3 separate regions of the Homo sapiens genome follow, and regions 1 and 3 are each linked to region 2. Evidence: chromatin loops called from intact Hi-C (ENCODE). Cell type or tissue: endothelial cell of umbilical vein. All regions are shown on one strand. Each heading gives the region's core, and the rest is flanking DNA. Links, peaks and the distances in the headings are about the cores only. Region 1 overlaps SLC9A9 (solute carrier family 9 member A9). Region 2 overlaps SLC9A9 (solute carrier family 9 member A9). Region 3 overlaps SLC9A9 (solute carrier family 9 member A9).

Evidence for each region. Hi-C counts contacts between places; a loop is a spot of excess contacts. Peaks named below come from ENCODE experiments on the same cell type or tissue, not always from the same donor. Only the 100,000 strongest peaks of a DNase experiment are listed, where the experiment ranks them.
Region 1: it touches region 2 in a loop (5-fold over the local background); 6 of 110 quality-filtered maps call a loop at or near these places.
Region 3: a loop joins it to region 2, with 3 times the contacts of the local background. A loop is called at or near these places in 4 of 110 quality-filtered maps.

What each region holds. Positions count from the first base shown.
Region 1 is chr3:143,439,188-143,449,588 of GRCh38, reverse strand. The region is part of intron 12 of SLC9A9 (solute carrier family 9 member A9); the gene reads left to right. Among named protein-coding and RNA genes, the nearest start is that of SLC9A9-AS1, 100 kb to the right of the region's middle. RefSeq lists an enhancer at 4,913-6,112. In endothelial cell of umbilical vein, for the core only: no CTCF peak of the experiment used is centred there; a DNase peak (open chromatin) is centred at 5,638; H3K27ac peaks cover 2,690 bases.
Region 2 is chr3:143,297,379-143,307,779 of GRCh38, reverse strand. The region is part of intron 14 of SLC9A9 (solute carrier family 9 member A9); the gene reads left to right. Among named protein-coding and RNA genes, the nearest start is that of SLC9A9-AS1, 40 kb to the left of the region's middle. In endothelial cell of umbilical vein, for the core only: no CTCF peak of the experiment used is centred there; a DNase peak (open chromatin) is centred at 4,859; H3K27ac peaks cover 1,839 bases.
Region 3 is chr3:143,346,666-143,357,066 of GRCh38, reverse strand. The region is part of intron 14 of SLC9A9 (solute carrier family 9 member A9); the gene reads left to right. SLC9A9-AS1 (SLC9A9 antisense RNA 1) reads right to left here. Exons shown (of 4, transcript NR_048544.1): 4 at 9,996-10,081. Among named protein-coding and RNA genes, the nearest start is that of SLC9A9-AS1, 9.6 kb to the right of the region's middle. In endothelial cell of umbilical vein, for the core only: no CTCF peak of the experiment used is centred there; a DNase peak (open chromatin) is centred at 4,676.

The DNA.
Region 1 (10,401 bases), core at 765-8,764, 140 kb before region 2:
TATATAATTATATAATTATAATTATATTTTATATAATTATTTTATATAATTATATTTTATATAATTATATAATTATTATATTTTATATAATTATATAATTATTATATTTTATATAATTATTTTATATAATTATATTTTATATAATTATATAATTATTATATTTTATATAATTATTTTATATAATTATATTTTATATAATTATATAATTATAATTATATTTTATATAATTATATAATTATAATTATTTTTATATAATTATATTTATATAATTATATTATATATTATATAATTATAATTATATTTTATATAATATATAATATATAATTATATTTTATATTATAATATAATTATAATTATATTTTATATAATTATATAATTATAATTATTTTTATATAATTATATTTATATAATTATATTATATATTATATATCATATTATATATTATAATTATATAATATATATCATATTATATAATTATAATATATAATTATATTTTATATAATTATATAATTATAATTATATTTATATAATTATATAATATAATTATATTTTATATAATTATATAATTATAATTATATTTTATATAATTATATAATTATAATTATTTTTATATAATTATATTTATATAATTATATTATATATTATATATCATATTATATATTATAATATATAATATATATCATATTATATATTATAATATATAATATATATCATATTATATAATATATTATATAACATAATATATTATAATTATATATAAAATAAATTTTAATTCAAAATTATTTACATTTGTATTAAAGCATATTATACTGGAATAATCTTAGACTATTATAAATGATACTGTGATTATTTTATTCATGTAAAATTATTATATCTCTAATTTCTTTCTTAGGATAGATTCTTAAAAATGGAATTAGAAAGTCAAAGGGTAGAATATGTTTTAAAGTTCAAAATACATTTTGCCAAATTGCTTTCCAACAAGGTTGAATTAACTTAAACACCAGCAATGTAATCTCTTCTTTCCTTGGTGGCTTTCCAGTTGTTTTCTTATTACTCCATGATAATTGCATGCTTTTGAGGATGCCTAACAATTTTCTAAAACTTTGTCCTGATTCCAGAAGCTCATTTTTTCTGGGTCTGCAGGAAGATGTTCCTTTTTCCTCATTCAGTAAAACATCTTGATAAGCTTTGTGTTAATTTTCTTGTCTTTGCTAGTACTTGACTATAGAGAAATCTTTCCAGACTCAGTATTCGCCAATGGACAGGTGTGTGGATTGCCCCTGGCTCCCCTCAATGCTCATCTAGTTGTTCATCACATTCTTTTCTTGGAGCCATAGCTAGAGGTCAGTTTGCAACATTTATTACCCAGGGCCCAGGATCTAGCAAACATTCATCTTTCGAGCTATGCCCTATTTGCACAGAATTTTCTGCTGTCCTTACCACTTAGTTTCCAGGCTGTCTGGCCAATGAAGCACATTCTACTCCTGGGATCTCCACCCATGGCTACCATTTTACTAATGGGACACTTAGTCCCACGGGATGCAATATGCCTTTGAAAATGCCATCCTCCATCCCCCATTCTTTCCTTCATTCATTCACATTTATTCAGCAAATATTAATTAAGCTTCTACTGTGTGCCAGCCAATGAATAAAGCATAGAGCAAGAGACAGAAATAGAACATAGAAATCCCTGCCTTTGTGTAGCTGACACTACATCCCTAATTCACCTTTCATTCCTGCCCTATGATGTGTTGTCATAGGTTTTTTGGTCGATACAAGCACGTGTTCTTCAAATTGGGGTAGACAGCGGGGCTATGAACAAAGTATGTTTCTGCCATCTTTAGACAGACAACGATGCTCTATTCTCCTGTTTGCTTTTCTCAAAATAACCATTGTCAGCATTATGAGTATTGAAAACTCCTGTGATATTCCACACAAGCTTGTCCATTGCATAGGGTTTTCCGTAGTATTGGAATTGTTTGCCTTTTCTGGGCCTTGAAATGGATTTTAGTAGGAAGTTAGCAGGAACACCATTAGGGAATACTAACTGGAAACCATTTCAAATAGTGATACAAGTCATTTGCAAAAAACAACTTGCCCTGTTTTATTTTTTTAAGGTTAACTTTAAGGCAATGGTTTTCAGAGAGAAAATTATTCTACTGGCAACAAAAGAAACACAAGACTATAGGAGTAAATGTATTTTGTAAAATTAATGATATAATAGTATTGTTTTTGATGTTGTGTGTTTTACTTAATACTTTTGCTTCCAGTTCTCAACACAAACATTTGGCTAGGAATTTTTTTCAGTCACTGAGCCAAATTCTCAGTCTGCATAACCCAGTAGGGCACCAAGGTGAAATGGAAATCTGGCCTGTGTTTACGTCTTCACAATTAATTTCTCATTGGGTTGTGCAGTGTGTCTTATAGCTCCCAATGCATGCTGTAAAAATAAATAACAACTTTATAACTTCGGCTTCCTCCAAGTATATTTGCAATAGATGAGGCTTAGAGGGGGATAAGGTGGTAGTTTCAAGTATGTGGTGCATGTCACAGGGAAACAGGAAGGCAGAATATTGATCATGGCTTTCAACACATGTGTCTCTGGGAATCACTTTGTCACACATATAACCCTCTTCTAAACATGCATGTGAGTACATACACATATGATTGTGTGCACACATGTGTGCATGCACACACACACACACACACACATACACACCTACCTTATATCTCAGCCATATTGAAGCATTTTAATTTCCCCCAAATGTGCCACACCACCTATTTCTTCTTCCATGCCTCACACTAAGAGTCAGTCATCTCTCCTGAGAACCTTTTACCCATCAGCAGCCTCCTGCCCCAGCTAAGGTACTTTCCTGCTTTGTACTCCCACCGCATTCCCACATTTCCCATCCTGATAGATCACACCCCACAGAAGTAACTCATGGTTCACTAATGGATCTGAATGACAACTTTCCACCTTAGACTGTGAGACTCCTGAGGGTAAAAGTGAGGTCTGGACCTCTTCCCTCTGTCTCTCAGCTGTTAGCACAGTGCCTGGCACCCAGTAGGCATTCAGGGCCTTTAGGAGCTGCTCATCAATCATCCCGAAGTGCCCTAACCCATTTACCTTCCCACTCTGCTGAGCAACAGGTTCCAACTTTCTCTCCTCAAGCCCCCATAACCCCTTCCCCAGCCTTCTCTTTAAGCAGATCATCTTTCCAATTCGTAAGAGAATAGAAACAGTCAGAAGATAACTTCCACGAGGTCCCCAGTGTATCTACCTCCTGCATCAGTTTCCTTAAACTCCACCTTCCACCATATTACAACCGACAAACTGGCCTCACTCCAGTTAGGGCCCCCCCTTCTACTTGCCTGTTAATCATATCCTCTCTACTTATTGGAAGACATTACTCCAATATTTGTCTCTTTTTTTCCCTCATATCATTATTTTGTCCTTTTCACTGGATAATTTAAAAACCCAGATTAATTACTTTTATTTTTTAAAATAAAACATTTCTCTCCAGCTACAGCCCCATTCTCTGCTGTCCTTTACAGCAAAATCCTTCAAAAGAGCTATAATTCATAGTGTCTACCAATCCTTTCTTCTCACTCTTTCTTAAACTTACTCTGAGCAGTCTGTAGCCCCATCATTCTACCAAAGCTGTTCTTGTTAGTCTTGATACTCCCCTCAGCGTTGCTAAGTCCAATGGTCAAGCTTCACTTTGCATTTTATTGGACAATCAAAAACTTTTAACATAATTGATCTTACTTGAAACACTTTCTTCACTTGGATTCTAAGACACACTCCACCTAATTAATCTCATACCTCCCTGGCCACCTATTGGCTAGTGTATATGCCAGTTTTTGCTGCAGGAACTAGTCCTAATATCACAATGGTTTACAACCATAAAGATCAGTGTTTTGTTCAAATTCCATAAAGGTATGGTGTCAGCTACAGATCTGCTTGACTCTGCTGGGTTCATCTGCAGCTCAGCTCGGCTTGACTCTGTTTGGAGCTCTGTGCCATCTGTTTTCTCACTCTTAGACCCAGGCTAAAGGAGCAGTCCCATCCGTAGCATGCTATTCTCTTGTAGCAGAGGAAAGGAGCAAAAGGATTGAAACTCCCAAAGTTTCCAAGAGCTTCTGCTGGGACATGGCATGTATCATGTCTACTCACATTCCATTGGTCAAAGTAAACCTGTGAATCACATCTCCTATGTGAAAGGGGTAATAAGTTGTTTGTCCTCATCTTAAGCCCATGAGATGTGGCTTCAGTGAGACCATTGACAAGTTTCATGCATGTCCTCAAAGGACTGGGGAACCCCGTGATATACTCACTGTCTGACTCACATCTAAGAAATCTAAGGTGTCAAAAACTAGCTGAAGTGGTCTACAACAGCAGAGTGAGCCACAGCTTGAGAAGTTCCTACATTCCCACCAAGAATGTATCTAAAGAGTGTGTTTCCTATTGATTGACATGTGTGATATAATGGAGAGAGCCTCTGTGGAGGTGGCTTACTTTCTGACCTAGAATGTTACCTGAAGGGGTGAGAAGATCACAGCAGAGGAAAACCGGGGCTATGGAGTTAGATGTTCAGGGGCCAAGGCAGTGGTGGATGGACACACAGTCCATATCAGGAAACTGCCCATCAGAGGGCCCAGGGGTAGACGGAACCCTGAAGAGACCTCACAAATGCCCACATGGGCCAGCTTCCAACATCCACCACAGCCAAAGGGAAATATGCCACATTCATGCCAATTGAATGAAACCTTTCTTTCCCATTTACCTCTTCCTTTTCCTCTGTCCCCTCACCTTGGAGAAGTCAAGCTAGCAACTAGGAATGGGGTAAGGAAGAGAAGGAAAATAAGAAGATTGCCCCTTCACCCCTGGTGGCAGGCCCAAGCTGATGGGGTAGGAAGACTCACTCCAGCTGAAATTTAGGGATTGTTATTATTACATATTACTAAGCTGAGACTATTTATGTGATTAGAAGTCACCAGAGGACTTAAAAATAAACTATCTGAGACTATTAAAAAGTCAAGGACCCCGCTCCAGAGTCTGAAAAAGTAGGTATGTACGTGTGTGTTGGGGAAAGGTGGGGCATGATAAAGTTATTTCTTTTGCACTCCATGAACCACATTTGTTCCAAGTGGCCTAGGCTGCTGTGCCATTACCTGGGCTGGTTGCATCTGCCTGGGCTTCATGATAGGAAGAGGTTGCACTTCAACTTTGTGGAAACCTGGCAACTTCATTAACATCTCCGACTATGAGAATATAGGAGGCTAGAATCTTAGTTTACAATTGGCTGGCCTCACATTTGACCCTGTTTACATAAAGGAAATCTAGGCATCTGGCCAATTTAGGACCAAACAATTTCGTAGCTGGGGTGTTGAGCTTCATTTCCTTCTTCATTTATAAATGCAGTTGAAGCTGATTCCAAAGCATTTTTAGGAAGTCAGTAAAAACATTTAGGCGTCACTACTACTGTTTTATTAAATTTCATCTGTTGTTTTGACCTTGCTTGTGTTTAAATACGGAAATAAAAATCTGGGTGTGGCCGTGGGGGAGTGAAGGGATGTTAAGTCATTACACCACCTACTTATCCAGTCAGGAAACCCCAAGCCACTGGTCCATTTCCTGCTTTAGTAAGCCAAGGAATGCAATCGTGTCATGTGTGTGACTAAGGGTAACATGACTCAGGTTAAGAACTGGGTCTATTGAATTTGTTTCCTGGCCAAGAAAACTACAATTCAATTGCTACTAGAGTTAAATGGAAAATATATACTTTTGCCTTCATTAGAGCTATTGCTACTTCTAAAGAATTGTTGGGAACATAAGATCAAACTTAAACATGATAGCATAAGTTCTACTTATTGTGAATTAGGACAGCCCTTGGGAATATTGCCTTTTATTCCCAGCTCTACGTATGCTTTGTGTTGGACCTTAGACATCATACCTCTGTCCTTACACATGAAAAAGAGACTATTGCTAGTCAACACTCAATACCAGGCAAATTAAAAATGCTCATTTAAACACAGGGTAGACTACTATGATCCCTTACCTGTGGATTTATTTGTTTATCTAGTTCTTCATTTCTTAAAATGGTACCCTTCACAGAAGCACCTCAGGGTACAAGCAGCACATTAAAACAGTAATTAAAATAGATAAAACATTACAAAACAGCAATTAAAGGAGCAGCAAATGAGATTACGTCTTAAAACACTATTATGCTGAAAACCTTTAAAAAAAAAAACTGTTCACCTTATCAGTATAGCAGGCACATGGGCAAGGAGGGGAGAGCCTTTGTTGTGGCTTTGAGAAGTCACAAATGGAAAACATGTGGTGAGACAAATGATTTTAAACCTTGCCTCTCAATGTAATTTTGTATCTCAAATGTAATATTCTGGCCCCCAGCCCCCACACCCCCAAGCCCTAATCTGTTCCCCTACAGGGGTGGCTTGTTTTATACCATACCTTAATGTGTCTCTTTAGCCAGAGCAGGCTACAGAGGATTCAAAAGACTCTTTCTTTCCCAGAGGCTGTAAATGGAGTCCTTAGTCATACTTTATGTAGCTCAAATGGCAGTTGATCATGCTTAAGTACTAGAAACAATCAAAGGACCATAACCTCAGAGAACATTCTTCCAACTTAGTAGGAAAATCTTTGTCATTCATCCCTAGCTCCCACCCCACCGGGCCCCATGGGCTGGCAGTTTTCTTACACAACATCATGTCCTCTCCCATCTTGTTTTATGCCTAAGCAAGCCTTTGTTCGTCTCTACTAACTGAACTCACCAGTCCCATTTCACTTTCTAGTGCTAATAACGCTTACTTGCAACATGTGAGTTTATTTATTTATTTATTGAGATGGAGTTTCACTCTGTCACCCAGGCTGGAGTGCGGTAGCACAACAATCTTGGCTCACTGCAACCTCTGCCTCCCGGGTTCAAGCAATTCTCCCTCCCTCAGCCTCCCAAGTAGCTGGGATTACAGGCACCCACTACCACACTGGGCTAATTTTTATATTTTTAGTAGAGACGGGGTTTCCCTGTGTTGGCCATGCTGGCCTTGAACTCCTACCTCAGGTGATCTACCCGCCTCAGCCTCCCAAAGTGCTGGGATTACAGGCATGAGCCACCGTGCCCAGCCCATGTGAGTTTAAAGTTAGAATTTACATAGGTAGCAAGCAATTTGCAAAAGCCAACAATGCTATAATTGTCCAGTTTTTAAACATGTGAGAGCTTGGTGAGCATTCTGACCTTGGGAGCTGAAAATATATTGTCTGTTTTATTGACATGAGGGCGTATCTCCACTGAGATGCTGCTCTGTAACAGTACATGAGTCCTTTCAGAAACTGTTTTGTAGGAAGCCCATCTTGTTTGTATAAAATTGTTACTTTATACTCATTTTGCTCTACGTTGATCTTAAAGGGTGGAGCTCCACTGTGCAGGCACCTTCCTCAGCAACCTGTCTCCCTCTCCTATTTCAGTAAGGCCAAACCACCCAGAATGGTTGGATTGATGAGTGGGTGGGTGGATGGATGGGTAGTTAAGGGATGGGTGGTTGGGCTGATGGGTGGGTGGAAGGATGAATGGGTAATAAGGGTATGGGTGGTCAGGTGGGTAGAAGGATGGATGGGTAATTAGGGGATGGGTGGTTAAGTGGGTAGGTGGCTGGATGGATGGATGAGTAGAGATGGATGGATGAGTGGATGGATGGATGGATGGATGGATGGATGGATGGATGGATGGATGAATGAGTAAATGACACACTGCCTAGAAGGTATTTTAAAGGACACTTTACATATGGCCAAATTGATAGTACAGGGCGGAGATGGGGAACTCTGAGAGAAGGGCCCTCAAGGAGGCTGGCATAGAAAACAGAAACCACAGCCCATCCAGAGCACACATTGATCACTTCAATATAACTCTGCATTGAAAGATAACAAGGTTTTTTTCTTCTGGAAAAAAAAAAAAGTGCAGATACTGGCTGATGTGAAATTAGCAATCACAGTCTTAGGTTGTCCTAAATGCTTGAAGGATGCATATGTTTAACTGCCAAGATGCCTTTGACTAACTCTTGGGTTCTTGATAAAAGTAGAGAGACCAATGTCTAGTAAGAAAGTGACTATAATTACCTGCTAAGGTATCTGATGCAGTAGGAATATTAGTTTGTGTTAAAAGTGTTTATCTGAGGTTTTCTGTGAGGATCCCACGTTATTCATAAGTACACTTCCCACCCTCCCTGGCATAGCTCCACACCCTTTTTCACATGGCCTGAAATTCCCTTTAAAGCTCCAGAGAGTACCTAGAATATCCGTTAAGCAGATATTCTACCACAAAGTGGAGGAAGGAGTTGAGGAAAGAGTCAAGAGGAATTCTAGCTCATTCCATTTACTCATGAATACTCATGAGATTCTCAGTTACTGTTTACCACTTTGGCAAACAAAAAGTAGGGCCCTGAGAAAATGCAACTTAGAATGGGTAAGTTTTGATGAAAGGGAGGAAGGTTGGAAAGGTGAGAATGATAAAAGAAAAAAACTGGGTTAACAAGAATATGTCAGCACAGTAAGATCCTAGAGAAGAGTAAGCCTGTCTGAAAGGGCACAGCACAGAAAATGGACAAACTTCCTGATGTCACCAAATAAAGTTGCCCTCAAGTCAGTAAATAGAATTCTGAAGAACAGCATCTTTAAATCTGTAGTTTTAGACCAAGCTCTGTAGAATAACAATGCCCCAAAGTTATGCCAGGCTTGCTTTAAAGCCTCTTGTCCATGAATATATTTAAACGGCTTCAGTTTTACCAGCAAAGCTCCTTTGGGGTGTACACTGTTCAAGTGGCTTTCTACCACCAAGCTGTTTATCATTTTGTAATTTCACATCAAAGAGAGTATCACTACATTCAGTAAAGACCTGCATCGGTAAGCAAAGGCTTGCTGTGGCCCTTGGCTAACACAGACAGGCTCATATACAGCTTCATTTACCCGGTGGGATACCCTGTGGAACATGAAGAGCATCGTGAGCCATGCGGGCTTTGAGAGCAAAGACCTGGAGGCACCTCACTGTGGATGACCTGTATCTCATCTCTGCCTTGTGAAGTCATGGAGCCTTCATGTATATGACTTGTCCCCCTAGTTAGGGGCCAAACTCCTTGAACCACGTTAGTCTTCCCCGTAACCCCGACTCTCCTCATTCTCCAGAGCACCCAGTGAATAGGGTGTTTCCCCTTACTCTGCCAATCATAAGCAAAAGGGAACCCTCCCAGAACTCAAGCAGCATTAGCACAGTGGAGATTAAAGATACCATTCAAATGCCTTAAAGGACTTTGTTGATTTCCCACAGGAAACATTATAAATTGCTGTGTTTTCAGCACTTGTAAAATCCCTAGGTGGGTCTCCCTGCAGAAGAGAGGGGCAAACAAAAGTCACAAAAATTCTCAGCCACCGTCAGCATATGCTCCTTGTGTTTTCTGCACCATTCACTCTTTCTTAACTGTCCCTTTCCTGCTGTAAGCACAGTTTGAATGTGGTTTAAGTGAGCATGAAAACAATGTAGTATGCATTGGTTAATTCTGCTGCTCTGGAAAACCAACAATGTCAGAGGCAGGCTGAATTCAGCCCCAGGGCAGTCTCTGAACTCCTGAAGCAATAAAACTGCTGAGGGCTTCATTTTAAGGCCCAGAGGTTGGTGCCTGAGCTTTAGAAGGGCCACCTCTGCCTCTGACATGACTAACTTCTGCTTTATCCTCATGGCCACACATTCCACTGAACCACCTCCTTCCCACCTGCCAGAGCCCTTAAGAGGCTACTCCAGCCTCCTCTCAGAGCCCAGGTCCTTGTGTTCTTTGCATCTCTCTTTTCATTCGTTGGGTGCTCTGGAGAATGAGGGGAGTTGGGGGGATACAGGGAAGAATGACATAGTCCTAGGAGTCTGGCCCCTAACTAAAGGGATAAGTCATATGTGTGAAGGCTCTGTGACCTCTCAAGCCAGGTGTGACAGGTAACCCACAGCGAGATGCCTCCAGGTCTTTGCTCCCAAAGCCCCCATGGCTCAGGATGCTCTTCTTGTCCCACTTCTTCTTCTTACCCTGCCTTCTACCTGGTGCTCAGTGTGGTGACTTCTTCTCCACGGTCCTTTCCTCATCCGTCTGAGAACTGAGCCCTTGCTCCCTGTGCCCCACTGTACTCTGAAAGTACAATGAGCTGAGCCAGAGGCAGCATGGGCTCAAGGCTAAGAAGACCGGCTCAGAGGCAGTCTAAGCAACAGAATGCTAATCCTGGGTCCTCCCCTTCTTAGCTGTGTGACTTCAGGCAAGTTATTTCACCTTTCTGCACATCTGCTTCATCATCTTCAAAATGAGGGCAATAGCACCTACTGCACATGGTCACTGAGGAGGATTAAC
Region 2 (10,401 bases), core at 1,660-9,659:
AAGGCAGGGCTCACCCAGAGGTCAGGCTGGAGACCTTGATCCAGGAAGAAAGTGGGTAAGCAGCCAACTGGCTATCATTGCAAGGCTGAGGACCAGGAAACAGAGGCCAGAGGGACCAGTCAGCCTGGGAACAGAAAGGCTGCAGGGCCTATTCAGAGACCGAAGCCAGGCTAGAGAAAATGTGGGTGCAGACAGACAACAGCAGAAAGCAATAGGCAGAGGCAAAGACCCAGCCTGCAGGCTCAAGGCATCTACAGCTTACTCTGTGACCTAGGCAAGTTACTACACTTTGCGAGCCTAAATGTACTCATTTGAAAAATAAGAATTGCATTAAGATCATTGTCAAGAGATCATATGTGCAGAATTCAGTATGGCCATGTCAATTTCTGTTTAAATCCATAAATATTTACAGAGGTCTATTATAAGCCAGTCACTGTGGGACAGATTAGAGATACCTCCTGCTCTCATGGGATTAACCAGTGGTGTGCTGGTAAGTGTTTAACAACCATCTATTTGGAGAAAAAGTAAGAACTGCTTTGTAGCATATGCCAGTTTCCATGGTATAAACATTGCCCCCATAGCTAATATCAATCTGCCAACATAGAGGCACCGAATACAGTATTGGGATGAGTTGTACATCATCTTCTCTGCAGAGCCTAAACCAGGCAATCACTGAGCTAACCCTCTATTAGAAAGAACAGACAAACTATGGCACCATAAGTTTCATAGACAAGGACACAGAGAGAAAAACAGAGCAATGTGTCTCGGACAGAGAGTGGGGAGGACCTCCCTGAGAAAGTGAGATTTTCACTGAGACCTGAAGGATGCATATACAAACTACAGTAAGGAAATAGCATGTGTACAGGCCAGGAGGAAAGAAAGAAGAGAAAAGCATGTTTGAGAAAAGCCTAGAACAGGGAAAGACAGGGCTGAGAAGAGAAAATACCAGAGAGTGTAGGAGTGAGTTTGCCATATTCTAGAGTTGCATTTTCTGCTAAGGAAGCCATAGGCATATCTATTTTTTAGAACCATCACTCTGACTGAAATGTGGAGAATGTGTTGAGGGACAAGAGGGCAAGCGGGGAGATCAGGTGATGGCAGGATTCCAAGCAGGAGGTGCTGCTGACCTGGGTCAGGTTTTATGTATTTGTTTAACAGGCATTTATTGAGCTTGTGTCATGTACCTATCACTGTGCCAGGCCCTGGTGATTCATCAAAAAGAACATTGTCCTAGCCTTCATGGAGCTTACAGGCAAGACATGTTTTTAAAGATATAAGAATAAACTCAAGTGCTTACTACATGCCAGGCACAGTACTTAACACTTTGCATGCATTATCTCATTTAATTCTCCCAGCAGTTCTAGAGGATAGATTCAAATGTTACCTTTGGTTGAGACAGTAGGTGGAAAACTGAAAGCAGACAGGTTCACAGTACAGGCATCTGCCCTGGCTTTCAGTGCTTTCTATGAGGCGAGCCTGTGGTGGCAGGAAGGTGTGTGGATTTGAGAATAAGGGCAGAAAGGGCCAGGTCCTCTGGGGAGGCCTCAACCTTCTGCCAACAAACCTCTGCTTTCCTGTCCAGTGCCCCCATTATGTTCCCCACTGCCTCCCTGATGGTGCATTAGCATTGTACCAGTCCAGGAAGAAAGGTTAGATTAGAACGATAAGGAGAATAATGTTCATATTTGTCAGTCTCACATTTTAGAGGGTTTTTTTTTTAAAGAAATTCCATTTTTATGATTTTTCAGGTCATACAAGGGGGAAAAAATCAAATGTTCATAATCTGCTTAAACTGTCAATTAGAATATCCCGCAAGGAAATTGTTAGACCGTTTTGTCCATTGGCAAATAAATACAAATTTGATGAATAGCAAGCATTCTTTTCCATCACTTGACAGCTGAGAAATTGAGACAAGCCAGGAAAGAAGCTGAGGAGACAGTTCTGTAACTCAAGCCGTGTTTCCAGCCAGCCCACTTCTGGCCAAAGACACACCCCTTGTTATCTTCAGTCATTTCTTTTTTAATGAGGTGATGGGCAGTTAGTTTTGGTGAGGGGCTTTAAATAGAATTGATCTTCATTAAACAGATCTGTCAAATCTGCCAAAAGACTTCCTTGAGACCATTCCACATGATAGTATTTGTGTTTTCATAGGCAGCCTCTTCTGTAGACTCTCTCTTCCTGTCAACTCACTTCCAGCACAGCATCCCTGTATAAAGACGTTGAAACCCCAGTGGTTGTGAATTTTTAACAAAGCAACAATATTGCCTTTGGGACTTTAAGGTCAGAGAGACCTAGTTCAAATCCTCAAGTCCTAGTTGCCACCACTTATGAACTGTGTGACTCTGGGACATTTCCTTCTCTGTGCCTGTTCCTCAGCTATGAAACGGTATCATCTACCTTCTATCACTGTCAAGGAGAATGAATGTGGTAGCGAACATCAAGGGCTTAGCACTCAGCATGTCCATTCCCATCAGCAGCAGCTGATCTAACCAAGTGACTGCGATTCAGTGAGGGGGTTAAGAGGAGGGAACACGAGTCACCTGCTAGAACATAACGAAGAAATGCTTAATACAGCTTCTCGAAAAGTTGCCCTCAACCCTCCCTTTCTCAGCCTACCCAGATGCCCCATATCAGTTGGCATTTAAGATTCTTGAGCAAACAGATATTGATATAGAAGTTGTGATTTTGCCTTATCACTCCCTTAGTAGATGGAAGGGAATCATTTTCTCAATCCCAGAAATTAATAATAATGTTGATATCTGGTTCACGTTCAGATATCAGAATATAAAAGTACTCTCCAGAGTTATTATTCATAGACCCAAATTAATTGTTGACCCTGAGTTATAAACACCAGCAGGAGGAGCTAGGCTGCAGAAAAGTGTATAGGGGTGCTGAGCCCTAAGGGTGGTGGTGCTCATCACCTGGGCTTGCAGGTAAACAGAGCCATGTGTCAAGACTGAAGCATTTAATACCACTGGACTTAAGTCGTAATAGGAAATGGGAGGGTGTTAAACCAGCCTTTAGGAAAACTAATACAAGATGGATTTTGAATGTCTGAGGGAACATTTTTGGAAGAGTCATTATTAAACTTCAAAGAGAATCAGCCTTATCAGCAGTGATAATAGAAATATATTGGCTTTTCTGAAGATAGATCTTGGGTGTCTCGTTTATGAGCCAGCCATGGCTGGACTTTTATCAAGTCTGTCAACTCGAAACCAAGTTCTTAACCCAAGGCCTGAATGCTGCCAAGATGAAGCCATGTCTGAACAAGGCAATAACATCCCCTCTTATTCCAAAGTGCCTCTCTTGTAAAACTCAAACTTATCAAGAGGCTTTGGATTCCTCTCTCAGTTCCTTGTCTTAACAGGGGAATACATCCCATGTCTAACCAGAATGTTTGTTGCTTCTGGAGTCAAACATATGCGCCTCCTAGGCACAGCCATTAACGTGGGTGTTTCTTGGATGGCTCAGACAACCAGAGTTTGGATTTTAATGGCTCTTTTCACCTCTCTTCTCCCTGAGGCCATCTATCTAGGAGAAATCTCACCTATGTATGAGAGGCAGAAAAAGGAGAAATACTGAAATAATTGCATTTTTATCATAAGCAGACCTATTATGAAGTTATGTGGCAGGAAGAGACCCAAAACAATGGATACAATTTGACTTATCCACCATTCCAGTGGGTGACTAAGAAGTGACTCTAGTTGCCATCTTCCCACAAAGGTCTAAGAGACCTCTTCATCCTCTTTCCCCCATTCAGTATATATATGTTTTCTGGAAATCTGTGCCAGTAAATGTCCAGTGGAGTATTTTGGTTTTGCTTTCTAAAGACTAACCTGGAATGAATAAAGTTCCTCTGTTAAGAAATGGAGAAAACAGATGTTTTAAGTCATCTTTTTAGGGGACCAAGGGCAGTGCCTCTGCCGGCCTGAATCTAAGTCTTTTTTGGCTTTTGGGAGGAGTCAAATGGGCCTGGCAAGTTTTGCAAGGGAAATCTCAGAGGTCATCCAGACCTGAAGTGTAGGTAAGGAGACCCTGGTTTAGCACAAGGTGGAGTCAAGTTCTAGTTCCGCTATTAAGTGTGTCACATGAAGCAGGTCACTTATAAATACCTCTCTGAGGTTTAGTATGCTCATATGTAAAAAGCAAATAATATCTTTCCAAAGTAATCATCCTCAAATGCAAGTCTCACTGTGTCTTTCCCTTGCTTAAAACCAGACACCTGGCCCTTCCTACCTAGTCTAACCTCATTCTCATCACTTAGTCCTCCTCTTGCTGCCTCTCATGCAAGAACACACCAGCAATATTGGATAGCATGCTGTTTCACACCTCTGCTCCTTTGCACATGCTGTTCCAGCCCCCAAGAGGCCTTGCCTCCTTCCCTCCTTCCCTCAAAAAAAAAAAAAGAAAAGAAAAAGAAAAAAACCCACCTGGAACAGGAAAAACATTTGTTCCCCTTTGGAAACTCAGTTCAGATATCACTTTCTATTTGAAACTTTCCCTGAACACTCCTCTACACACCCCTCCCCAGCCCCAACACAAACACACAGCTACTTCTTTGAGTCTCAGACTGTGCCTTGTTCTCATCTGCCCATGATCCAGGTGGGCCTCTCTAATTTGTACAAAGGCTGTGACTAGGCTGGCAGTGGCCCTGGAGGAGTAAGAGTCTTTGGGGACAGGAAAGCAGCCAGAGCGTGTGTGTCACACTGGAAGTCCGGAAGGGAAATGCCTGGAGAGCCAGTTGTCCCTCTGCAGGGGAAGGGCACGATGTGGAGAGGGCGGGCAGGGAAGGCTGCCAAGAAGCCCTCCGTGGTGTTAGAAGTGCATGTCTGGGGCTTAACTGAGATGGACTTGTAACGTGGGAGGGACTCCACACTCTTGTGGAGGATAATTGAGAACAAGGAGGATTATGCAATTTGAAAACATCGAATTCCAGAAAACGTGATGATTCTTGACAGTGACCCACTTCACTTGTACCCATCTGGCTTTATCCTCCAGTTCTGCCTGTCTTGAGCCTGAGTCACTCCTCGTCAAACGCAGTCATTCTGTCTGTTCCCAGTAAGGAATAAGACCAAACCTGCTGGCTGGTTGGAGGATCTGTCCTTTCTGCCAGCTCTCCCTCTCGCCATCTTCCTGGCTCTTTACTGCTTTCCTCTGTCCCTCCATCACTGCTCTTATTTCCTTCCCTCCTGCTATTTTTCCTTCTTATCTGGCTGTTTCAGGGGCTCTCTCCTCCTCCCCGCCACTCCACACAAACCTCATTCAGGACTCCCAGCCTTTCCTGCATCTCCTTTCTTGGGCTTTTTCAGCCCTTTAATTCATTCCTCTTAATATTTATTAATACAAACACCTCATTTTCACCTTCAATGTTTTTTTCTTTCTATTTTCTGGCATCTTTTGGTTCTTCTCTGCTACCCGATTTTCCATCTTTTTAGACAAGCATTCATTAAGCACCTACTGTATTCTGGGCAGTATGCTGAGTGCTAGTGAAGAAAAGATGTATAAGCCTATTGCCTGTATATACTAGGGCAATCATCCAGAGGAAATGGGGGCTGATGCCTCCAGCATCCCCCACCCACCATAGCTTTAATGCTCAAGGCAACGTGCTCCTCATCCTCTGCATCACAATCCAGAGTTGCAAAAGATTCCTGGCCCGCTGTGACAAAGGTGGGACAACACTGTCTTAAAGCCCCTAGCAGAGGTGCCAGGTAAGATATACCAGGCCAGCAGCTAGCAACACCTCTCTCCCCAACCCTCTCACTCTTCCTAGGGTGAAGGAGGACAAGTTGAGATAATGAGGATTCTGAACCTCTTTTATTTCCACTCTGCAGTTCTGCAAGGGTTGGCCCCTCCTGGTTTCATAAAAAACACCTCCACTGACATTAAGAGTGGCTTGAAAATTAACATATACAACTAGTATTTTGCACACCAGAAAAAGAAAGCTTTTCAGCTTTGGGTGGGCTTAGAAATGTGGTTGGGAAGACACTAACTGAAAAACACCAAGGGAAAGCGGAACACTCTAGGACAGTGGTTCTCACACTTTGGTCAGTGTCAGAATCACTAGGGGAAGCTGCAAAAACACAGGGACTGTGCCCTATACTACTTCAAAGGCCTGAGTCACTGTGGGCTCCACTAGATCCCCAGGTGATTCTGATACACACCAACATTTAAGGACTGCTGCTGGAGAATGCGTCTGTCTCATCTTCTGCAGAGGATGGCCCTAACACCCAGCTATTCCATTCTACTCTTGCCTACTGAAGGCTTTTTGTCTGCATGACCTCCACCCTCAAGTATAGGTGGACTTTTCCACTAGAGGGCCAAGAAAAAGGCTAATCCTGCAAGGCCAATCTTCATGCCACAGCTTTTAAAAAATCATTTCCGCCCTCTTGCTGATTTCTCTGCAGCTCTGGGGTGCATTAAACTTAAACTATGTGTGAATAGAAGAGGAAGCAGTTGGTACTATTAAAAGAGGGAGAGAGATAGAAGACTATAGTTTGAATATTACCAACTTCCAAGACTTACAAAGTATGCATTTTGCGCAAATGTCAAAATTTAGTAAGCAAATCAGAACAATTTGGGAGATGGGCAGCAGGAGTGATTTTAAAGCTGCATCTGACCATACACACATCCTGTGGCCGTTCTGCAGGATTAGCCAAGTTTTGCAAATGAGAAAATATGGAAACATACACATGAAAAGATTTCCCAAGGTCATGGTGAAGGTGGTAGTGGTGAGGATTAGGGGCTGAATGCTGTTTCTCCTGGGCCTATTTCTGAGCTACTGGACCACAAAGCTTCCTGAATGCAGATGTTAAACAGGTTTTTGCCTTTAAAATAAAGGTTTAAAAGGTTCTTATTTTGGCCATAGTTCAGTGCAAATCTGCAAATCTCCTAGGGAAAAGGGGACCTATTTGAAGGGAAATTAATTACTTCCAGCTTCTGGAACACAAATCAATTCAACTTTTCCCTGTGTTTTACTAAAGAGTGCTTTAAAGAGTGGTACTCCAACTTGGCTGCTGAGAAACTTTTAAAAAACCTGATGCTCAGGCCTCACCCTGTACCAAATCAGACTCCGGGCTTTTAAAAGTTCCCTCCAAAGATTCTGATGTACAATAGAGTTTAAGAGCCATTGCTCAAAGCATAGCCTTACTCATAGCATAGCTCTGTGGATCAGGAGCATAGGCATCACCTGAGAGCTGCTTAGAAATGCAGAATCTCAGGCCCCACCCCAGGCCTACTGAATCAGAATCTGCATTTTATTATAACAACATCCCCAGGCATCTGAATGCATTTTAAACATTGAGAAGCACTCCTTTAAAGCACTCCTCACTCCCCCTAAAAAAGTTTATACATTTCCAAACACTGAAGAGGTTTATCTGCTTCTTCCAATGAGGTGCAGAATGGGCAGGAGGGCAAATCACAGAATTTTAGAAGTAGAAATAAAAACAGCTAATAAGAATTAATATGCATGTCAAGTGCTCTACATGCATTCTCTCTTGATATTCACCACAACCCTATGATAGAGGTGCAAATACTCTGTCCCTTTTCACAGATGACCAAACTGAGGCTCAGACCTAGGTGAAACAGCTAAAATACCACCTGGAGAGGCAAAGTGAGGACTTACACTAATGCTTCCAGGACTTAAAAGCACACGCTTTTAACCACTCAGTCAGACTTTCTCAACCTGTGTGCCAAACATTCCAAATGGGCTACAAGTGCCAAGACATTTGTTCCCCTCAGCCCTCACATAGAGTCTGGGATGGCCACCCACTATAGAGAAAAGATTAGCGATCTCTGCTCTAAATTATGCTTTTTCCAAATCATACATTTTGCCAATTGTTGGACAAAAGAGAAACTGTGTCTTCTAAAGTTTAAGTGACCTACCTGAGGTCATCTAGCTCTTTAAAGCCAGGATAAGGCTCAGAACCCAGGGGTCCCAACTGCCTGCATGCCTCCTCCCACTAAGCAGTGGTTCCAAAGTATGGGCCCATAACCAGGAGCTTTGTATCATCTGGAAACTTGTAAGGAATAAAAATGTGTGGCAGGACGTGGTGGCTCACGCCTGTAATCCCAGCACTTTGGGAGGCCAAGGCAGGCGGATCAAGAGGTCAGGAGATCGAGACCATCCTGGCTAACACGGTGAAACCCCATCTCTACTAAAAATACAAAAAATTAGCCAGATGAGGTGGCAGGCACCTGTAGTCCCAGCTACTGGGGAGGCTGAGGCAGGAGAATGGCATGAACCCAGGAGGCGGAGGTTGCAGTGAGCCAAGAAAACACCACTGCACTCCAACCTGGGCGACAGAGCAAGACTCCAACTCAAAAAAAAAAAAAATGTGTAGGTCCCCCCAACAAGCTTTTTAACAAGCTCTCCAAGTGAATCTGATGGTTGCCAGTTTGAGAACCAGTCCATTAAAGCAAGCAGCCCCAGATGGCCCTGCGCTTGCTCAGAGCTCCTATACAGAGCTGCTCTGCAAATAAAGGTTTCTTAAGGGGCTTAGCTTTGAACTAAGCTGAAATTTACATGCTGGTTTTAATCTTCTTAGGGCCTTTTTTTTTACCCTTTAGGAAAGAGCTGTAATGTTCTGGGAAGAAGAAAGTAAATGATGGCTAACAGATAAAATTTTAAATGCTCTTTCCACATTTTCAACCCACTTCCTGCTTGGGCAGTAAAAATGTGAACATCAGAAAGAGAAAGGAGAACTGACATTTCTTGAGCACCCACTGTATGCCAGGAACCGAGCATACAATAATACAGGCGTACATACCTTGTTCACCCATCACTGCATTTAATACAATGATCTCTGAGAAGTGAGGAAACTAAGACCCAGGAAGATGAAATGACTTGAATAAGATCACAAACTCAATGGTGGCCTCAGGATTTGTTCCATAGCCTGTACACCTACATTCTTTTCCCTCCAGCAGAAAAGGTAAAAAGTTTAAGACACATACTATCTAGAATGATTGGATTCCAGAAATCCCAGAGCAAGCTTTCATAAGAGATCTGCCTACTCAAAGCCCCAGGGATGCCTAACTCAATAATCTTCTTTGTCTTTGGGAAAGGTCCTGTGCTGTTATGTTCTGTGTTCTCACTTCACTGTGGAAGCTGCTCTCAAAGTATAAGAATAGACCAGCCATGAAAAGTGAAATAGTTCAGCTATACTTGAGCATCCTGAAACACTTAGAAATCTATTCTTAACCAGCAGCATCTGTTCCAAGGCAGCAGGTCTAGCATTGCCAATGCCCTACTGAGCAGCCTTGAGCTTTGGTTTTTAGAAGACTAGGGAATGTATTTGCCACACCTCAGACTTGGGAAATGAAGATAGTACTAGTGAGCCACATCCTCCCCAGTAAGAGCTTGTGTTCATGCCACTAAATGCATCAAGGCTCTGGACTATGATCCAACAAGGAGAACAAAACGGTCACTGGCTCACTCAATCATAGGCAGAGATGGACACCTGGTTGAGGTTCTACATGGGCTAGGTTGCAGATCTATATGGGCTTCCTTCCCTGTCTGTGTGCCCCAGTACAACCTCTAAACACCCAATTCCCAATCACCATCTTCATCCACGGAATGGATACACAGTGGCTAACCTGAACATCAACGTGGGGGGAAGCCCTTCCACTAGTTCCAAATGGCTAAACCTAATGTAGAACTCAACAGGGAAAGTAAAAATCTTGTCTTAGCCTTTCTCATTCATGCAATAAAAAAGCCATTCTTTGCCTTGACAAAATGCAACTCAGTTTTTCTGTAAGGGCCTCCATGGGTGATTTTTTTCCCTCTTGTTTGAGGTTAAGTTAGGCCTGAGATTCCTTGCAAACCTGCATCCAACCCAACGGTTACCATTTACTTGTCACTACTAGGATTCCAAGGTCTACTCCCACTGCTTTTTCCAGGCACATACATCACAATCATGGCTGACTCTTAAAGTCAAGAAGGAATTCAATAAAGTTACAGGATATAAAAATCAGTTGTGTTTCTATACGACAACAAAATAGACAAAAAGAAAATTAATTTCATTTATAATGGCATCAAAAAATACTTAGGCATAAACTTAAACAAGCAGGTGAAAGATTTATACATTGAAAACTATAAAACGTTGATGAAAGAAATTAAAAGACACAAATGGAAACACATGCTGTGTTTATGAATTAGAAGACTTAATATTGCTAATATGTCCATACTAGCAAAGTAAAATTCCAACGGCATTTTTTACAAAAATAGAAAAGGCAATCCCAAAATTCATATGGAACCACAAAAGACCAAGAATAGCCAAAGCTATCTGGAGGAAAAAGAAAAAAACTGGAGACATCACACTTCCTGATTTCAAATTATACTACAAAGCTAGAGCAATTAAGACAGTATGATGCTGGCATAAAAATAGACAAACAAATGGACCAAAA
Region 3 (10,401 bases), core at 878-8,877, 50 kb before region 2:
AAATATGCACATGGCATTATAACTGCTTCTCCTGGGAAGCTGGCTGTAGGGAGGAGCCCAGCTTGCATTGGGCTGCAATGCAGCCATCACTCCCATCCCCTGGTTAATAACACCTAGAATACTATTATTATTTTGGGGTATTTAGGTTGGCTTTTGGTCATCCATATCCTTACAGGTGCTGCTGTAGACAAATCCCATAGAAAGTCTTTGACTTAGCACCTAAGTGAAGTGGAATTAAAGCTTCCTGAAAGAGGCTGGGTTCAGTGGCTTAACCCTGTAATCCCAGCACCTTAGGGGGTGGAAGCGGGAGTATCAGTTGAGCCCAAGAGTTTGAGACCACCCTGGGCAACATAGCAAGACCCCACCTCTACAAAAAAAGTTAACTGAGCATGGTAGCATGCACCTGTAGTCCTACCAACTAGGAAGGCTGAGGCAGGAGGATCACTTGAGCCCAGGAGTTCAAGGCTGCAATGAGCTATGATTTTGCCACTGCCTTCCAGCTTGGGCAACAAAGTGAGATCCTATCTCTTAAAAAATCCTGGGAGAAAACATCAGCTTCTTCCTGGACTCCTGTGTTCTTGTGACTTTTGGGTAGGAATCAACACAGGGGAATTTTAACAGTATCTAGAAACATGTGCAGTCTTTTGTTCAGGTAACAACTTGGATCTTCCATAATTTCTTCTTCCACATAATAGGAATGATACATACTATCCTCTGTTTTGGCTGAATCCATCAGTAAAGTTGGCTAGTTATTAAAACAGCTTCCTACTGATGGCAACTGATTCACTGGCCTCTCAGAACCAACACATTTAAAACAGTTAAATAGTGCAATTTTCTCAAGACCCTATGGCCTAAATACACTGCAATATTCTGTAGTTGGTATAAAACTCTTCTGGAGACCTGACAAGTGACTACACGTATGACTTTATGAATTGTTACCTAGGCACAATGGATTCCCCACTATGATTATAAAATATTGTGGATCCCAAGATGGTAACTGATTTTTGCACAATGATCCTGGGATTCTACATAAGCTTTGGTATCTCTGCTTTGTTTTGCTTTTTTCCCTGGAAAAGTTTTAATAATATTTCTATTAAATGAAAATGCTTTCATATTTCAACTTCACTTTAAACGAATGATATGAAGATCTAGATTTACACAAATAAGAAATCAGAAGGTCACTTCTCCCCTTGTAGAGTGGATAAAATAAATTCCTTTAAATCAAATTCAATACATTTATTATTTTCTCAGTGCAAAGCACCACATTAGACTTTCCTCATCAATTTATTCACTCGCTTATCACGTTTATCAAGTCTACCACATGCCAGGCACCATCCTGGGCACTTGCGATGCACCTGTAAAGAAATTCCCACAGAGCTGTCATTCCAATACAGTTCTGTTTTTAAACTTCTGATTTATGGAGAGCTTTTCAGGAACACATCTATGGTATAAAGAAACACACAGACATTCCACTGTTGGTTTTTATCAAACGGAAGCAAGTCTTGGTCTGTGGCCAGAAGCTATTGATTTGCTATTATAGCCTATCTACTTACTAGTTATGTAATTTTAGGAAAGTTATTTAACCATTCTGTGTCTCCATCGCTCATCTGAAAAATGGGGATAATGGAAGTCCCTACCTCATAGCTTTGTTTTGATAATTAAATGAATTAACACAAAACACTTAGAACAGTGCTCATTACATGTATTATTATTATTTATACCTACTGATAGCCACATGTCTTAAAGACAGGCATCATGTAATGTGTATAATATTGTCATTTATTATCTGAGTGACTAAAATTTCCATTATTTTATATACTTGTAATAATTTTTAGTTGCAACAGCTGTATTTTAATACCATTTCAAAGTCTTTAGTTTCCATAAAGGAAAGGTTTCACTTGGGCTATAAATCAGACATAATTCTTCTTCTTTGATTTTGAGTAAATGGATGGAGCTGGGTGTTAAGCTGTTCTTTTGTGTCCTCTGTTCTGCACATGCAGTTGTTTCACTTATGACTTTTCTAACTTATAGTCCATCATCTCAGTTATTTTTCTGGAAATTATACTACAGATAGCAATTTTGACTTGATAGAGAAGTGCAGCAATTTTTCTCTTCCACAATGAAAGCAATACAAGCCTTTGATGATAATTATTACTCTTGTACCTTACTGTGATAAAGGAAATCTTTCAATTGCACCTTTCAGGTGAAGCCATGGTGTTTTGTTATTAGCAGTGTGATGTTATACTGAAGATTTCTAGGTCAGTACTGAATCATTTTATTAGGAAAAAAAGAGAAAGAGAAAGAAAAGATGATAGGACTTACAAAAACATATGTATTACCTTAATGCTGCCAGTATTGAATTTAGTTTTAATATTTGTTTCCCATGAAAAAAGAGTATAATGTTTAAATGTTCTTTAATCATTACTTGGTCACTCCTTTTCAATTGTAGGAGCCAAGATATTTGCAGGCTGCCAACAAGCTCATGAGCTACCAGAGACACATTATCAGCATGGGCCATGGCTGCCAGCTTCACATATTACCACCTGCCAGTGAGACACAGTCCTGGGTCTAGCTCGCAGACTGCAGTTATCCAGCATTTGTCTGCATGTGAAGCTATGATAGACATCACACAGAGTGTTGGGCAGACATGTCTCTTCCCTAATTAAGGTTCACTTCACAAGGTAGATGGTGATGATTCTCAATGTATGTCAAACCAACTCATGAGAAAGAGCAGGCAAAGAGATTATTATGCTGGTGGTTAATAGAGGAAAAGCCTGTTGAAGAAATAAATGCTATTCTTCCAGTCATGTGAGAAAGTGTCCATGGAGGAACAGCGATTTCGTAACATGAAATTAAATAATGAGAAGGGAGGAAGAGCTTTCCAAGAATAGGGAGTAACATGGGGAAGGTCCTGTGATGAGTGTGGCATGAATAGATGCGAGAGAGCCTGAATAACCCACCTGAAAAGTACAGAATTACAGGAGAGAGAAAACAGGTGGTCTGGAGGGACAATGAATAAGCCTTTGAAGTCAAGCGTGAAACCCTTATTCCCAGTGCCTAGTGTAATCAGAATTCTCTCTTGTTAATATTTTATACTTTTTTGGTTACTTGGATGGCTAAAGGTAGAGTGATGTGGTACAGGCTAAAGTAGCCTTTAAAGTTTCCTTTCTGTCACAGATCTTATTGCTGTGAGGCTTGGGTTTGGTTTTCATATTTCTTCCCCCAGAAAAATAATTATTCTATTATATTTTATTCAATTATTTTAACTAAATTGAATTTTAATTCTTCTTCCCTAAGGGGAAAAAAGTCTTCTGCCTTCTCCTAAGCCACAGAGATAAAGAAAGAAATGGTGATTGCCCTTAAGATGCCAGCATCCTAATGAGGTAGATTGGTGGCACCAGCCACCAATGCTGAGAGCTATCACAAAGTCCTGAGCAAAAAAGTGTTTTTTTAGTTTGTTCAGGCTGCTATAACAAAATACATTAGACTAGTAGCTTCTAAACAATAGAATTTTATTTATCACAGTTCTGGAAGCTGGGAAGTCCAGGATGAAGATCCCAGCAATGTCCATGTCTGGTGAGGACCCGTTTCCTGATCACAGAATTCACTTTCTTGCTCTATCCTCATGTGGTGGAAGAAAGTAAACAAGCTCTCTTAGGCCTCTTTGATAAGGGCACTAATCCCATTCATGAGGGCAGAACTCGCATTACCTAATCACCTCCCAAAAGCTCCACCTCTTAATGTGATCACCTTGGGAGTCAGGCTTCAACGTGTGAATTTGGAGAGACACAAACATTCAGACCACAGCAAGTGCCATGGAAGCCAGAGAGGGGTATAGCCAACTAAACAGCTTTGGAGAAGCCAGGAAGCCACACTGAAGTGACTTTGGAAGTCGGTGATAAAAGAGTAGGAATCTGTAAGGAGCAGGGTTGAGAGTGTGAAGGACTTTGTGGCAAGGAAACAGCTCAGGCCTGAACAGGGTGCAGAGTGTTCAGAAAATGGTGAAAAGTTCAGGGCAACTAGTGGGAAGTGAAACCAGGGAATTATCATGTGCACAGATTGTGTAGGGACCGCATGTGTCCCGGTTAAGAAAATGGATTTTATTTATTGACAGCAGGAAACCAATGCAGCACTTTAAGCACAGAGCCACAGAGTCCTGTTTGTTATAATGCAGAGAACTGGTGGCTGTATGGAAGCTGATCTAACAGGGAGAAGAATAAATTGAAAATAATCCATGATCCAGGACAGCTGCCCTGCAAAATACCCACCAGTTTTCTGTGTGGATAAAAATGTAGACAAATTGTTTCATTCTACTTTGAAAACTATTTTAGAGCATTCAATGTGTGTTCCCAATATAAATGAGTTAATATAGAAAAGTATCATTTCATTAAGATATTGATTCTTAAATTTCCACTACTGAAAATTATCCAGTGGTGTAATTGTTAGGGCCAGAGTCTACTAGAATGTTTTTTAGCTAAAAAGCCAGATCAGTCTCTAAGCTTGTCTTCTAGTATTTCAGTGGCCTTTTAAATGTAGGGGAAGAAGCATCAGAGAGCTAACCTTTTTCCAAAGGAAACAGACACATCCTGAAACCATTGCCTTTGACATCCCTTGAAGCCATTTCCTTGGAATTCCTTGAAATCTACCAGTGTATTAGGTTTCACTGACCTGTCGCCTATAAACATGGCCAGAAGTGATTTCTAGCTCATGCAGGCTGCTAAGCAAATCTTTCCTTAATCCTTTAACATGTGTTTAATACCTCAAACAGGAAAGACTGTAGCAGCTTTATTTCCTCACTGCCCCTTCCCAGCAACTGCAAACACTTCTTCCCACATCCCTCGCTATGGACTAGCCCTTGGGTTACAGGTGCCAAGCCCTTTGCCGTTCCTTCTACTGGTTCATGTAGACACAGAATTATGCCTGGAATGCCCAAGAGCAGCGAGTGGGTGTCAGTCATGAGGGGTGGCTGACCAAGGCTGACTGTGTGCACTGCAGGCTCTGGGTGCTGAAGGAAGAGAAGTCCCCAGAGTACCCCAGGCAGGTGCCCCACATGGTAAACAACTCTAGCAGTACAAGCTCAGAAGCCTGGTATTTAACTGGATTGGCCAACTTTTTTTCCTTTTTTTCCCCCTTTTCTTAGTCTAAAGTCCTCAGGCCTTCTCTGATCTGAAATATTCAGAAGATGAACATTATGGTAATTGGTAATTGTACAGGCACTTTGCAAACATCAAGTGCTTCATAAAGTTAAAATGATACTAAATTCAGTGACAGCTTTATAGACCTGAAGGCCTTCAGACTCATTTTGCAGATATAAACAAAGAATTTTATTACATTTTTATTATTTTTAAATTCTAGCTGATTTCCTGCTATATTCAAGTTTATGATGAGTACATAAGTCTCTTCTCAGTCCAGAGATATGCCTTATTGAGAAATCTTCCCCACCTCAATCTTTGGCTTCTACAAATCCCACTCTTTGGAAGATATCCCACTGTGGAATGGGTACTCCCCCCCACCATCAACTATTCACCAAGAATCCCTCTCCTTGACCTTCCAACAAACAGAAGTTGATGCTCTCCAGCTGAGACCCTTCCTTCTCGGCCTAGCCTTTGTAAGAACTGTTTGTGTTCCTGTTGGGAACTACAGATTAAATCCCTGATGAACGTACCTATCTTCCTTGCTAGCTCAGTCTTTTGCAAACCTTTGAAAATGTTGTCTAGGCCATTTAGAAGGGACATAATAATATTTAAATCAGGGTTTTTCAAACTGCTGATCATAACTCATTAGTGGTTCTCACAAGCAATTTAGTGGGTTCCTAACCAGCACTTCTTAATAAATAGTAGACTAGAGAAAATATCACAGTGCATTGAGAAATTAGAAGTAAATTTTGTTTCATAAAACTTGTTTCAGGGGTGTGTGCATGTACCCTGGGTTGTGATATAACATGTATGCCTTAATGGGATCATAATCAAAAAGGTTTTAAAACCTTGATCATTGCTGGTATAAAATTCTTGTGTAGGAACCCTCAGGCCTTTCCCCTAATTGCTTTAAGTACCCAGCAAGTTGAGCAGGGAGCTGTGAGAACACAAAGGAGAGAGAGCCCTCAATTCTGGGTTTATTTTGGAAAAGTTAACAGTTGTTGGTAGATTCGAGCTGAACTTTGAGAAAAAGATGGAATTTGACTAATAGCAACTGGAGGGAGCTGGAGTAAAGGCCAGATTACGGGGAGAGAGAAGCAACACGGAGCTGTGGACAGAGCAATGAGTTTGAAGATCTGGCTGCTAGTCATCCCTCAGCCCCTCAGCTATGGAACTCTAGTTCCAGGCCTGCCCTGAGCCACTATTTTCTAATCTGTAAGATGAGTATAATCATATTTGCCCCACAAAGTAACTGTAAATTTCAAATGGAAAAAGGTGAATGAAACCACTTTGAACACTAGAAAATACCAAACAAACACAACAGACGTGTTTTCTTTTTCCAGACAAAGCAAAGGTCACAAGTAAAGGTGCAAATGTGGAAAATTATTGTGTGTGCTTGGGGTTAAGTGAGGATTGCAGCTCGGCACATATAAGGTTGGCCAGGGAGGAGAGACTAACAAGATGTGTTCACGGAAATCTGAAAAGATTTTGAGTATCAGGTGAAGGTGTCTGGATTTGACTCAGTAAATAATGAGGAATCAGATGATTTGTAGACATAAGAGTGACATAGTCTTGTTTTAGAAAGAGCTAACAGCAGTGATTAGGGAGAAGTCACGGGGGCCTCAATTATGGTAGTTGCAATGGGAATAGAAAGGAAAAGTATAGATGCCAGAAAACTCTGGCCTCAAATCCATAGAATCTGATGCCGCATTATTGGGGGTACCAGGACTGCAGAGAGAAAGGGCCAGGCAGGTGCCAGTTGTGAGGAAGTAGGAGCCCCAGGTGACTGTGGGGTTCCAGCCCTCATGACTAGAAGTCTGCTTATGCCAGTCAAAGAAACAAGGAAGGCAGAAAGACTACTCTTGTGGGGAGACAATATGTGTGGTTGGTTCCCTGTCTCCAGGTAGAATCCTATTTATATGAACCTGCTCCATTTACCTACTGAGCCAGTTCTTCGAGGTAAACAAGCCACTTGCCCAGCCTTGCCTCGCGGATGGAGTTCTCTAAACCTCTGAGTGAACTTGTTTTTCTCTGAGTGGCTCTCTCATAGGGGGATGCTCTACAATTAATATCCTACTCAAAAATAGGCAGAATACTTATTTTAGTATTTTGTGCTAATTCAGTCTCATCAACTTGTCTTCTATCTGTAGACTTCACTTAAGTTAACCGCCAGGTTAACTGATGTTATGAATACAACATTGATATACCACATCCTACCAATCAAGTTCAGACTCAATCGCCTGGAACAGCACAGAGCATGAGTCAAATAGCTAGGTTCAGATCTTTGTCACCTACTAGCTGTGTGACACTGGGAAAATTACTTGAACTCTCTGAACCTTGATTTCATAATCTGTAAAATGGGGACAGTGACAATGATAATACCTATCTTGCAGGATGTTTGTGAGATTCACACTATTATACTTACCATACATAGCATAGGGCCTAGAAAAATTAGGTCCTTGATAAAGGGCTGCTCTTGTTATTATTATTAAAGGATGTGAGTTGATGGGCCCCACCCTCCTTTACAACCACATGCTGAAGCTTTTCCCTAGTTCTGTGGGATGAGGCTAGTCCTGGTTCTGTCCAAAGAAAAGAGCTTCCAGGGCTGACCTGGCAGGACCCACCTCTTTAGGAGCAAAAAGATTATCACCATCCCTCTCCTTTCAGGTAAGCACCTTTAAGCCCAGCTACAGGCTCTTCAGGCAAAATTACTTTGTTCCAGCTCAGTGATGGACTGAAAATGCTAAGTGTCCCTCACAAAGAATAAACAGGCAAAGATGGGACTGCTACATGCGTGTTACTCCCGTCTGCCAGTAGCTGGGGGCAGAGAGTTGGAGACTGAGGAACGAATAGGTCCCCATGGCTGTAGTCAGCAGAGACCAGGGGCAGCTGGCTTCCTCCTGCCCCAAGATCAGGGGATTCTTGGGAATCTCAACATGCAGTTGAACCCCAGCAGTCACAAAGCAGCAAGATTAGGAGTCAGAAGTTCTGATTTTGAGCCCAGGCTTTGCAGGCTGCATGAGCTTGAACCAGTCTCTCTAAGCTCCAGTTTCATTTGTAAAGTGAAGGAAATGCCCCTCCTTGTTTTTTAACCACAACAGCAACTCCCCCGTACCCAAAGCGTTCTAGACACAATTTCATGAACTCCTAAGACCTTGACAACCCATGATTCTCATATGGTATTCTCCATGTTTTTTAATAGGCTTGGGAAGTAGAGTTCATTTTTTAGCTTTTCCAACCAAAACTATATTGCACAATGGAAGTGCTTATAACAAAGTATTCTGTAAGAATTTGGCTTTTTATTGGCCAAACAAAAGATACTTTCTTAAAAAAGGAGTATACATTCACTCATGGTTTTATATGAAAAAAAGAGATGCCTAGCCCTCTGTTTTACACTTGGAACCTATTTTCTAGAAATATGGTGCACTTGTCATGGTTTTTATCCTTACAAATTCAACATAATGTAATAGCTCTGTTTGATGGCATATAGTAAATAAAGGTGCTTTCTTAGACTCCCAGGAAGTAAATAATTGGCATATTAACTTCCTGTGATTCAATCACAGAAAGCTTACATGAAAATGAAAGAAATAAATGGAATAAAGTCCAACAGACTGCCATCAATAGCTGCTTAACTTCGGGCCGGGCGCAGTGGCTCACGCCTGTAATCCCAGCACTTTGGGAGGCCAAGGCGGGTGGATCACAAGGTCGAGATCAAGACCATCCTGGCAACATGGTGAAACCCTGTCTCTACTAAAAATACAAAAATTAGCTGGACCTGTAGTCCCAGCTACTCAGGAGGCTGAAGCAGGAGAACAGCTTGAACCTGGGAGGTGGAGGTTGCAGTGAGCGGAGATCGTACCACTGCACTCCAGCCTGGCGACAGAGTAAGATTCCCTCTAAAAAAAAAAAAAAAAATTACTGCTTAACTTCTTATCCAGCTTTCGACTGAGCTGGTTTTACCCTATTTCTGATAGAAACAAGGAAGCAATCTTACCTCACTTATGATATGCCAGAACTCATCTTTTTATGAGATAATTTAAATTGATTGTCACCTTACAAATATATTTTTCTAATGGCATCCCCCGTATCATCTTGGTTTTGGAACAATCCTTTCAAAACAGAATTAGAAATAGCTGCTCACTCACAGATCTATAAAATACATCTCAAGTATTTGGAAGAGAGGGTTGAAAATATAGCTGTCCCAAGTCTATCAGAACAACTGTGGATGAGTGGGGGCAGGGGACAATATTGGTGGTCTTTTTGTTATAGCAAAGGGCAAGAAGCATTTCTCTCTCCTTACAGGTAAGGAAACTGAGGATCAGCAAAGCTAGGACTAAAACCCAGGGCACAGGATTCCCCTATCCGGGTGCCCTTTCCTTACCCTGTGCTTTATAACTCTGGACCTTAAAGAGATGTAGTTCCCATCTAATTTCTGGTTTAGCCAAAAATGCCTGCATTTTCTTATGCCAGATTCTGTTTGGGGGAAGATAGAATTTCATTTTTATTCCTCCATTTATCTGTTTCCTTTGGGTTATCTTCTTGATTTCCCCTTTTATCTTTCTCATCATCCATTTGTTAATGCAAACAAACAAAACTATTTCTGCTTCTTTCCCACAACTGCCATCTGATTAAACTCTACATAAGGTCCCTTCTTTATTAAAGCCCTAAGTAATTGGTTGTGATGCTTGTGACGATTACTGGGCCAATACATGGCTACATTCAATGATGAAATATAGCTAGGATGTTTCTTCTGAGAAAAATTTGACCTGTCATCTCGTAGCCTCACAGATTGGTATATTTTGGAGTTGTAGCCACTGCTTCAGTGTATGTCTCCTACCAGGTCCAAGTTAAGATCGTTGAATTGTTAGATGCTTTTTATTTGAGGCTTACATGGTGAGGAGAAAATAGAAAATTCTATTTCCTTTCATCTGCTTCTCTTTTTCTGTCTGAAAAATAGAGAAAAGTTAGACTTGTTCTTGAGCATATTTATTATTTGATAAAATTGACAAGAGTCATCTGAAAAATTTTGTAGAGTTTGAATACAAAGTTCTTACTATTTCTTCTCTCATTTTCTATATAGTTAGTATTTTATTTCTTTCCCTTTTCATTTTAACCAAACTTTTGGTTTTTGTTTTTTTGAGACGGAGTTTCACTCTTGTTGCCCAGGCTGGAGTGCAATGGCACTATCTCGGCTCACGGCAACCTCCGCCTCCCAGGTTCAAATGATTTTTGTGCCTCACCCTCCCGAGTAGCTGGGATTACAGGT